Linked DNA regions of Mus musculus: region 2 is linked to region 1. The links are chromatin loops, found by intact Hi-C in ENCODE. Cell type or tissue: left cerebral cortex. All regions are shown on one strand.

Region 1 (5,000 bases):
TCCAAATTACTTGTTCGCTGCTTTTAAAAGCAATACACGCCGCTTGTACAAAATCTGAAAAATAAGCTAATGTATCAAAGACAGCGAAAACCGTAAGCTCAGCCTAGCACTTGGAGCAAGGCACTGTCTTTGGAGCATTTCTTCTAGTGTGGATTTCTCTCCTAAGCATTTACCACATCAGTCTTGATATTTTTTTAGACAAGTTTTGCTTTGTAGCCTAGGATAGCCTAGAATTCTTATTTCTCCTGCTTCAACCACCCAAGTACTGGAATCACAACAACAGGCCATTAGTCTTCATTTTTTATGGCCAAATACAATACTATATAGACCTGCCATAATTTATATGCATTGCCCATTATTGAAACTATATCTAGTTTTTGTACTATAAATATCATAAGGTAAAAATGTGCGTATGTGTGTGTATATACTTCCTTCAGAAATTAAGTTTTATTAATTAACAAGAAATCCATGTAATAAAGTAAATTTATAATTTATTTTGTTTTGTGTTTGAGACAGGATTTCACAGCGTAACCCAGGTGCTCCTCTTGCCTCAGCCTTCTGAGTACTAAGACTGTAGACATGTGCATCTCAGAATCTTTAATTTAATACTGTTTTTGCAGTGCTGGGGATAGATCCTAGGACGCTGAATATGCTGAACATGCATTCTACTAATGAGCTACACCTATTAAATAATTTTCTATGTATCCTTGCAGATGATTCTTGTCTGGTTTTGTTGTTTTGAAATAGTGCCTCACACTATAGCCCAGGCCATGTGGTATAGCTCAGGCTGTCTTTGAAATCAGGACAATCCTCCTGCCTCATCCTCCAAAGTGCTGGGATTATAGAACTGTATTACTATGCCTGGCTTTCCTTTCAGACTTTTGTTGGTATTATGCATTTGTGGACATAAAAACATACATGAAAGTGGTATCTCACTATTAATAATTTAAAATCATAACAATAATAGTTACTACTCTACATTGAGCCCATATATGAAACAGTAACTTTCCCTACTTCATCCTTTCAACCACTACTTAGTGATTCGCAAATTTGATTGTACATTAAAATCATGAGGGTATGGGGGGCTTTAAAAATACTAATTAATTTCCACCCACTCCAAGAAAATCATTTTTTTAAAAAGATATCGTCTCACTATGTGGCCTTGACTGGCCTAGAAGTCACTAGTGTAGACCAGCTGGCTTTGAACTCATAGATATCTGCCTCTCAAATCTCAGGATTAAAGGCATATGACACAACACCTGGAGAGAATCAGATTAAATTGGTCTGAATTTATTTTATTTTATTTTATTTTATTTTATTTTATGTGTATGGCTATTTTGCCCACATGTTCACCTTTGTACCACCGTGCCCTCAGAAGCCAGAAAAGAGTGTCAAATTCCTACGGGGCTAGAGTTAAAGATGGCTGTGAGCCACCATGTGGGTGCTGGGAATCAACCTCAGGTCCTCTGGAAGATCAACCTGTGCTCTCAACTGCTGAGCCAGCCCCATCTCTCCAGCCCCAGTTTCAAGGTTTTTTTTTTTTAATCCACAATACTGATGAGCACAGGAGTTGGGAACTATTAGGCTAGCAACTATCTTATCATTTAATATATTAGCGAGGGTGGAGCTGAGAAATACTAATACACACAATGAACCAGACTTTTAACTATTAATCATTTGAAATCTGCTTTTCTCCTCATGTAACACTATATCATAAATCAATTTCTAAGCCAATAAGTAGGGCACTATCACTTTTAGAAACTACAGTATTCCACTGTATGACTGTAATAGAATACAAATGTCACCAATTTTCCAAACACTGAAAATGCTACAGTTAATATATTCATTCATATATCCTTGGAGCACCATCTTTAATTCTTTCCTTAGGATAAATTAATATGTATTAAACTACTCTCCAGGGGGAGGCAGGCAGATCTCTGAGTTTGAGCCCAGCCTGGCCCATAGAGCGAGTTCTAGAACAGCTGGGGCTACACAGAGAAACCCTGTCTCTAGAAGACACACACACACACACACACACACACACACACAGAGAGAGAGAGAGAGAGAGAGAGAGAGAGAAGAAAATAACTACCTACTCACCCACTCAAACTATAAACATTTTAAAAGTATTTCTCCGTTGACATTTTCAGGAGACGTGTGTGAGAACAGCTGCTTCCTCATATTTTTTACCAACTCTGAGTTCTGCCATTCTTTTTTTTTTAATCTTTGCAAAATTATACTGGAGAAAATTGTATGCTATTCTAATTCCCCTTTCTTTCACAACAACGGAGAGTACGCTTTTCGTGTTTACTGGTCACTTGAATTTCTCTGTTTATATGTTTCTCTGTGCAGATTTCCCTCCCAGTCACTGTGTGCCTTTCTAGCAAAATAGTCACGTGCTTTTTCTTCCTGTGTTAAATGCAATGGACTGCATGCAATTCTTCCTAGTTTTCTCATTAACTTTATTTGTGGTATGTGCAGAAGTTTTAAATTATTACATAATTAGTGATATTAATCTTTTTCTTTATTATGTCTACCTTTGCTATTAAGCATATAAATATCTACTTCGAGATTATGTCATTCCCTAGTTTTCAGTTCTTTCATCATTTCACTCTCATTTAATGTTGAATTACTTAGTGAAGCAGTTCTCAAACAAGATTAGACATCAGAATTGTTCACAAGGCTCCTTTAAATGCTGAAGTCTTAGGAATGAATTCCAATGGGGGGGGGCTGAGACCTGAGCAGAAATATGTTTTAAAGCACAGAAAATTTTGCTAGCCTCCCTCCTTTAGTACTAAAACTATTTTAATCCTTCTAAATGTATGTAGATATGTATTTTTTCAAAATTACTTCAGCAAGTTTGTTAAATAAACTATTTTACTAATTTGAAATGTTACCTTTATCCTAGTTGGTAAATTCCAGGAGCTCAGAGTCTGTAGCTGTTTTCCTAGACTACTGCATCTGCGGGGCCTAGTAGTATCCAGTATATAACTTGGGTTCAGTAAAGTTATAAATAATGAACTCGAGTCTCCTTTTAACTTCAAACTAACACGTCTCCTCTTTGGTGTTTTCTCAATCATTAGAGCAAACCCCCTGATGTTTTTAACACTGACTTTCAGTTATCAGAAATATGAATGCACCCTCTGCATATTGTGTTTAAAGTAGCCAGACTATGCATTATCACCCCATTGAGTGAGCTCAAAATAATACCGTTGGCCATGTCGAAGAGGTGCATGATTTCTGATCAGATGTTCCATTAAGAATTAGTCAACAATGATCCAAAAAAGGGGAAGGTTTGAGATTTTTAGCTCTTGAGATTTCCCAACTAATTGCCTCAAGAAATGAGTGCAAAAGCTTCCTTGAACTGAGGACAGATTCCCTCTTCCGTAAACCCATGAAAAGAACATAACAGAGAATCCCAAGACTGATTTCAAATCCTCTCATTCCGCTCAAGTAATACCTATCTGATCTTGGACATTCTGGACTCTACAATGGAGTTTCTTGTTTCCTAAGACTATCCTCAGATCTAAATCTCTACCTGAAGAGCCAAACAGACTATTATCTTGCTAGGCTTCCAGAGACAACCTGAAATGACATCTTCAGAATAAGGCTCCAGTCCCATCCAAACTAAAGTAAAACAATAGTACTATCAGGTGACAGCAGTAGTAGGAATAGCTATTACTAAATTATGAATACATTTACACACTAAATTACATTCTAAGTGTCTCATGATTAGATTATGGGTGTACAGTTGTATAGTATCAAGTTTAACTCAAACCATCTTCACAACCGTATATACTAAGTTCTATTCTCATGCTCATTTACAAAGGAGGTCAATGAATCACAGAGGGCTCAAATAAATTGCCCAAAGCCTCACAGCTCTCAAGCCATTAAGCCAATAGTTCGATCCAGATTCACGTGGCTAACTTTGGAACTATCATTTCCCCTTTAAAAGTTGCCCCCAAACAGCCACTAAACTGCAGTGATCCTAAATGCTAAATTATGTAGAACCCTTCCCTCTCAACAATCAAAAAAATGAGATTTCAGTCCATTTTAAAGTTAAGCAGATCATGTTGCAGAGCCTCAGCTCTTAAGAAATGTTGCTAAGAAAATATGACATTTCATTTATTAATAATTATTAATCATTAAACATGACAACACTATCAGAACAACTGGAGTGGAAAACTACAAACTCACACACATCACCAGAAACAAAAGCAGTCCCCACTTGCACACACTCTGGACTGGATACTTTTTCAAAAAATGCCTTTGAAACATCAACCTGACAGCCCAAAGGAATCAAAAGGAGCTAAGGAGGTCAAAAGTTTAGTACACCAGCAGCTAGCCTCCCCTCCAGCCACCTCTCATGTTTCCCATGTTGGAGAAGGGCACTGTAGCTTCCACACCCAAGCTGGCCGTCAGTCCAGGGTCAGCTCTTCAGGCCCGTCTTGCAGCATGCAGGAACTCACCATACGCTTTCCAAGCGCACTCCCCTTGCTTCTCTTCTCAGACCCTCACTACCTTTCCCCTAAACCTCTACTTGAGAAAGCATCTCAATGAGTGCAGCCTTCTCCTGTCTCCAGCACCCCCTCAGCTCAGCACTGCTGCCAAAGGGAATCTTTCTCAAACCAAATCTGTTTCTGTCACTTCCCTGTTTAGAATCTTTGTCTCCAGGAGAGAGTATAAAAAGCCTTCCTAGAACATACAAGGTTCTTTATTTTCTGGCCTCCGACTCCTTTCCTTGATTCATCTCACACCAGGCAAACAAAGCAAGCTGGAAGTTCCTGAACAGTGCCGCTCTGTCTGCCTCGAACGCGATTCTCTCACGTAGCCATATGGCCACCTCCTACTCAGTTTTAGAGCAACTCAAACCGCAAAGTTCGCCATGCTTTTTCTCTAGGCTTGCATCTCACTTTACACCTTCCCTATGGTAATACTCCCTGGGGCCCAGCTTATTCCTAAGTCTGCCTTTCCCAGATCAGGAGGAAGCCAAGCTTCTG
Region 2 (5,000 bases), 320 kb after region 1:
ATTGCCATTGTCCTTTGTCCATCAGGTCGGAAGCCCTCCTTCACCATCCAGTGTCTGCAACGCCAGGGCAGTTGTGAAGATTTACCTATCCCAGGCACCTACCATCGTGGACGGACCTCAGGACCAAGCAGGGCTCAGGTGAGGAAAAGAGATGTTGTGGCCTTTGGGGAAATAGCATCTTAGGCTGAACTTTAGAAACAGACTACATCTCGGGGACTTCAGAAGAATGGGGCATTTGAAGGAACACACATAATCTCCACTGTACTTGTGAAATGGCTTTGCTGTCCCCACTTTATGGGAGATCACTGAAGCTCAGTGTCTATCCACCCATGGTCACATAGCTAATATACAGCACAACTGGCACTTTTACAACAGTTAGTATTTATTTATTCATTTATCAATTTTTGTATGTGTATATGTATCTTTGTGTGTCTGTGTGCATGTTGTGTGTGTGGATATATTCCATGGGAGTGCGCAGAGTCCAGAAGAGAGTGTCAGGGCCCTCCTTTCTCTCTCTCTCTCCACATATTACTTTGAAGTAATGGCTCACATTTTCTTGGCTAGGCAGAAAGCCAGCAATCTCTAGCGATCCTCCTGTCTCTGCTTTCCTTACTGTTAGGGTTACAGGCATGCGTGGGAGGCCTGGATTGCTACGTGGGTCATGGGTGCTTGGATTTGAACTCTAGTTCCCATGATTGTGCAGAAAGTGCTCTTGGCTGCTCATTCCCCTCTCTGGTCCCCCACAGTTGACATTTAAATCCAGGTTTTAGAGTCATCTATGATGGCACATACCTGCAATCCTATCACTTGGGAAGTAGGCATAGGAGGATCAAGACTTCTCAAAAAAACAAAAAAAACAAACAAACAAAAAAAGACTTCAAAGTTATTCTCAGATATCTATGGAATTGAGGGTAGCCTGAGCTACATGAGACTCTTTCAAAAGAACCAAAACATCTACATGGGGTGGTTTGTGTCTGTAATCCCAGCCCTTGTGAGACTAGTACAGGAGAATTGCTGAAAAATTGAGGCCAACCTGGGCAACATAGTAAATTACAGGCCTTGATACTAGAGCAAGGCCCTATCTTAAATAACTAACTAACTAACTCCCTCCCACACAATGCATGCAAACAGGCACTGTCTATACTCTGACATAAACTCAAGTGTGGAGCAGGGAATGTAGCTCGGTAGCAGAACGTTTGCTTGGCCATAATGTTTATGGCTCTGGCTTTGATCCCCACAAATAAAGAAGTCGTTTTACACCCACCCATGTGACTCCAGTTGTGTCTACTAGAGGAGAGGAACGGAACTGACAAGAGTGAATGGAAGACTCTCACACTTACCAATCCTTGCCCATCTGGTGTCTGTTTATTCTGACCCAGGGTTCCTGGGCAGCCCCTCCTCAGAAGGGTCGACTGCTATATGCCCCCCTGTTGTTGGTGGAGGAATCTACAGTGGGTGAAGGATACCTTGGCAAACTTGGCGGCCCACTGCGTACCTTCACCTGTCTGCAAGTGCCTGGAGCTCATCCGAATCCCAGCCACCGCAAGAGGGGCAGTGCTGACAGTTTGGTGGAGGCTGTGAGTCCAGATGGGTGTGGGGAAAGGGGCTTCAGTAGTAGGGGCAGAGGTGGGAGCTGAGAGCCGAGGATCAAGAGTGGCCAGACTCTATGTTGAGCATGTGGAAATTCCTCTTCTCGGCATACTGTACTTGACCCTGTCCCACTGCGCGCTGCATGTGTGTCATTTATTCACAGTGACCTGCACTGTGCACATTGTGCCATGGATCAACACTAATCCTACTTTGACCACGCCCCCCTCCCAGGTGCTCATCTCCGAAGGCCTAGGTCTCTTTGCCCAAGACCCACGATTTGTGGCCCTGGCCAAGCAGGAGATTGCAGATGCATGTCACCTGACCCTGGATGAGATGGACAGTGCTGCCAGTGACCTGCTGGCACAGAGAACCACCTCCCTTTACAGTGATGAGGAGTCTATTCTTTCCCGCTTTGATGAAGAGGACCTGGGAGATGAGATGGCCTGTGTCCATGCCCTCTAAATCCTTACCCCTCATCTACTGCTCAATAAACTCCCTGCCCTTCCTTCCCCCAGAGGGAGGCAGGCATGGACCACACACTGCTGAATCTTAGTATCTTTGCACTGGCAGTCTGGGCCAGCCCAACAGCTTCTATCCATCCCTTATTGCATCCCTCAGCCACTGCCCACACATGAGTATTTCCAGAAACCAGGACAGCTAGGCCTGATTATTCAGCGTCAGGGAAGGAGGGAGGAGGTGGAGGAGAAAGAGACAGCAGCCAAAAAAAGCTGGAGACAGAGTGGAGGTGCGGGGAGAAGGAGGGCACTGGGCAGATAAGAGGAAGTAAAGAGAAGAGATACTGTTTGGGTAGTAAGGAAAGGAAGAGACATCACAGAGGCTCGATCGGATCAGTGCAAAGGACAGGCTGTAGAAGATTCTTGACAGAGCAAAGGCCTAGAGGTTGGAGCTGACCTGGAGGCTTAAGCAGACGTGTCCCCTGCACAGCATCAAGAATTTCAGAGATGGTGAATTAGTATCATAAGTGTCTCCCATTTCCCACCTCTGCCTGAGAAAGGCAAGAAAAGTCTAAATCCATTGGTAGAAATTCTAGATGACAGCATACAGTGGTGCTTCTAGCTCCGTGGAACCCATTCCCAGCCCCCACCCCCTTGGTCCTCCTGAAACGCCTGAGAGTCGTTCCCTCCCTACGCAGATGCACGGGATCTTCCTTCTGCTTCTTGTTCTGCCTTTGGGGTATCATTCACTCAAGGAAAGTGTACTGGGCATTTAGTGTGTGCCAGGCACCTTGCTAACGGTTTTCCCTCGGAGCAACCTGGGGAGACTTGGACATATGACAAGAGTTATCCAAAGTGGGAGTCGGTTCCACTCCACAGGGATTGAAGGTAGCACAGCAAATGATGCCAAACGGGATCACCAGTGGGGAGTGTCTGAAGTAGAGCCCTCCTCACTCGTGAGACAGGCAGTTCTTATTTCTATCTCTTGAGTCAACCAAGCCAGAAAATTTGAGGGAAACCACAATCAAAGACTAGGACTCAAACTCAGTTACACAGGGACTTGAAACAAAGGCTTGGAGCAGTTGGGCTAACGTCTGGTGAAAGCGCAAGTTAGAGCGGAAGCATAAAATCCACTGAAAACTAAGGTTGGGGGCTCTACCATGCAGTCCTGAATGCTAGGCTCTAAAAGCACGGGGAACCATAGGAAGGCATTGAGTAAGGTAGTGACACAGTTAACTGTGCATTTTAAATAGATGCTCTGGTGGTATGCTGAAAACAGAATAGAGGGAAAGAGACTGGAGATGCTAAAATTAGCAGAAACGATGGTTACCTTAGCAGGGAAGGTAAAGGGGGAAAACAGTGAGAAGTCAATGGCTTCCAAAATAGTAAAATGAACCCTATTCTAAGTGCACTGTAGTTGATTATCTGTGGGGGGCAGGGGAGGTAAAGGCAGGGTTTCTCTGTGTGTAGCCTTGGCTGTTCTGGAACTCACTCTGTAGACTGGGCTGGCCTCAAACTCACAGAGATCCACCTGCTTCTGCCTCCTGAGTGCTGGAATCAAAGGCGTGTGCCACCATCACCTGGCAATTATCTTTTTTTAACCAGCACAATCATACACATAATATTTTAAAACATTTTACATGTCCAAAATCAAACAGGAGTAAATATTAGAAATGAGATTCAAACAACCGAGAGCTAAAACGCAAACAATTGGGAAGTATCTATTATATACTTGTGTTTTGTAAATAAATATGGGAGCCAGGCATGGTGGCACATGCCTTTAATCCTAGCATTTTGGAGGCAAAGGCAGGCAGATCTCTATAAGTTCGTGGCCAGCCTGATCTATACAGAGTGAATTCCAGGACAGCCAGGGCTACAGAGAGAAACCCTGTCTCAGAAAAATAAAATAAAATAAAATAAAATAAAATAAAATAAAATAAAATAAAAGGTACAGGGGCTAGGGAGATATCTCAGAAGGTAAAAGTGATGGCCAAGCCTGAAGACCTGAGATAGATCCACAGGACCAATGTGGTGGAGAGAACTGACTCCCAAAAGCTGTCTTCTGACTTCGACTTGTGCACCCACACATACACACAGTAAATAATTAAATGTTAAGAAAAGTATAAAAGCCAGAGCTAGCCGGGCAGTGGTGGCGCACACCTTTAGTCCCAGCACTTGGAGGCAGAAGCAGGCAGATCTCTATGAGTCCGAGATCTACAGAGTGAATTCCAGGACATCCAAGGCTACTGAGACAAACCCTGTCTCAGAGAAAAAAAAAAGCCAGAGCTCACATGATGCAGAGATAACATGCCAGCACCTGGGCAGGGGAGGAAAAAGGATAAGCTGAGGATAAGGTCATCCTCAGCTGCCTGGGAAAGGCATGGCCAGCCTCAGGCTAAGTGAAATCCTATCTCAAATATACAGCCGGGCAATGGTGGCCCACGCCTTTAGTCCCAGCACTTGGGAGGCAGAGGCAGGCGGATTTCTGAGTTCGAGGCCAGCCTGGGCTACCAAGTAAGTTCCAGGACAGCCAGGGATACACAGAAAAAAACCGGCCTCAAAAAAAAAAAAGAAAGAAACAAACAAACAAACAAATAAATGGTATCCAGTCAAATGTTTCCAAATTCAAGCAACAGAAGGGTATAAAATGGTGATTTTAATCTCAACTATATTTTTTCCCTTGCATTTTGTAACATGGCAATCATCACTGAGGGTGCTGGGCCTAGTTTTAGTATCATGAAAGAAGGTAAGTAGTCTGTTAAGAGACAGCAGAACCCACACAGTGAGATGAGAGAACCTATCTGGCAGGTAGTCCTCTCCTCACACTTATACAGGATTGCCCCTCCCCTTCCCTCCGTCCCTCTCTCTATGCTAAATAAATGTATTGTTAAAAGAAAGGGAGCTATCACACAATAAATACATGGATTTTTAAAAGAGGGCCAAGGAATAAACAGA

The links. Peaks named below come from ENCODE experiments on the same cell type or tissue, not always from the same donor. Only the 100,000 strongest peaks of a DNase experiment are listed, where the experiment ranks them.
Region 2: a loop joins it to region 1, with 2.7 times the contacts of the local background. A loop is called at or near these places in 6 of 42 quality-filtered maps.

What each region holds. Positions count from the first base shown.
Region 1 is chrX:7,310,457-7,315,456 of GRCm38, forward strand. The region is part of intron 2 of Clcn5 (chloride channel, voltage-sensitive 5); the gene reads right to left. Among named protein-coding and RNA genes, the nearest start is that of Clcn5, 6.4 kb to the right of the region's middle. In left cerebral cortex, no CTCF peak of the experiment used is centred here; DNase peaks (open chromatin) are centred at 2,138 and 4,818.
Region 2 is chrX:7,633,068-7,638,067 of GRCm38, forward strand. It overlaps Cacna1f (calcium channel, voltage-dependent, alpha 1F subunit), which reads left to right. Exons shown (of 48, transcript NM_019582.2): 46 at 26-138; 47 at 1,380-1,577; 48 at 1,822-2,129. The coding sequence ends at 2,052. Among named protein-coding and RNA genes, the nearest start is that of Syp, 3.0 kb to the right of the region's middle. In left cerebral cortex, a CTCF peak has its summit at 2,092; DNase peaks (open chromatin) are centred at 1,195, 1,550, 2,249, 2,964 and 1 more place; H3K4me3 peaks cover 38 bases; H3K27ac peaks cover 1,671 bases.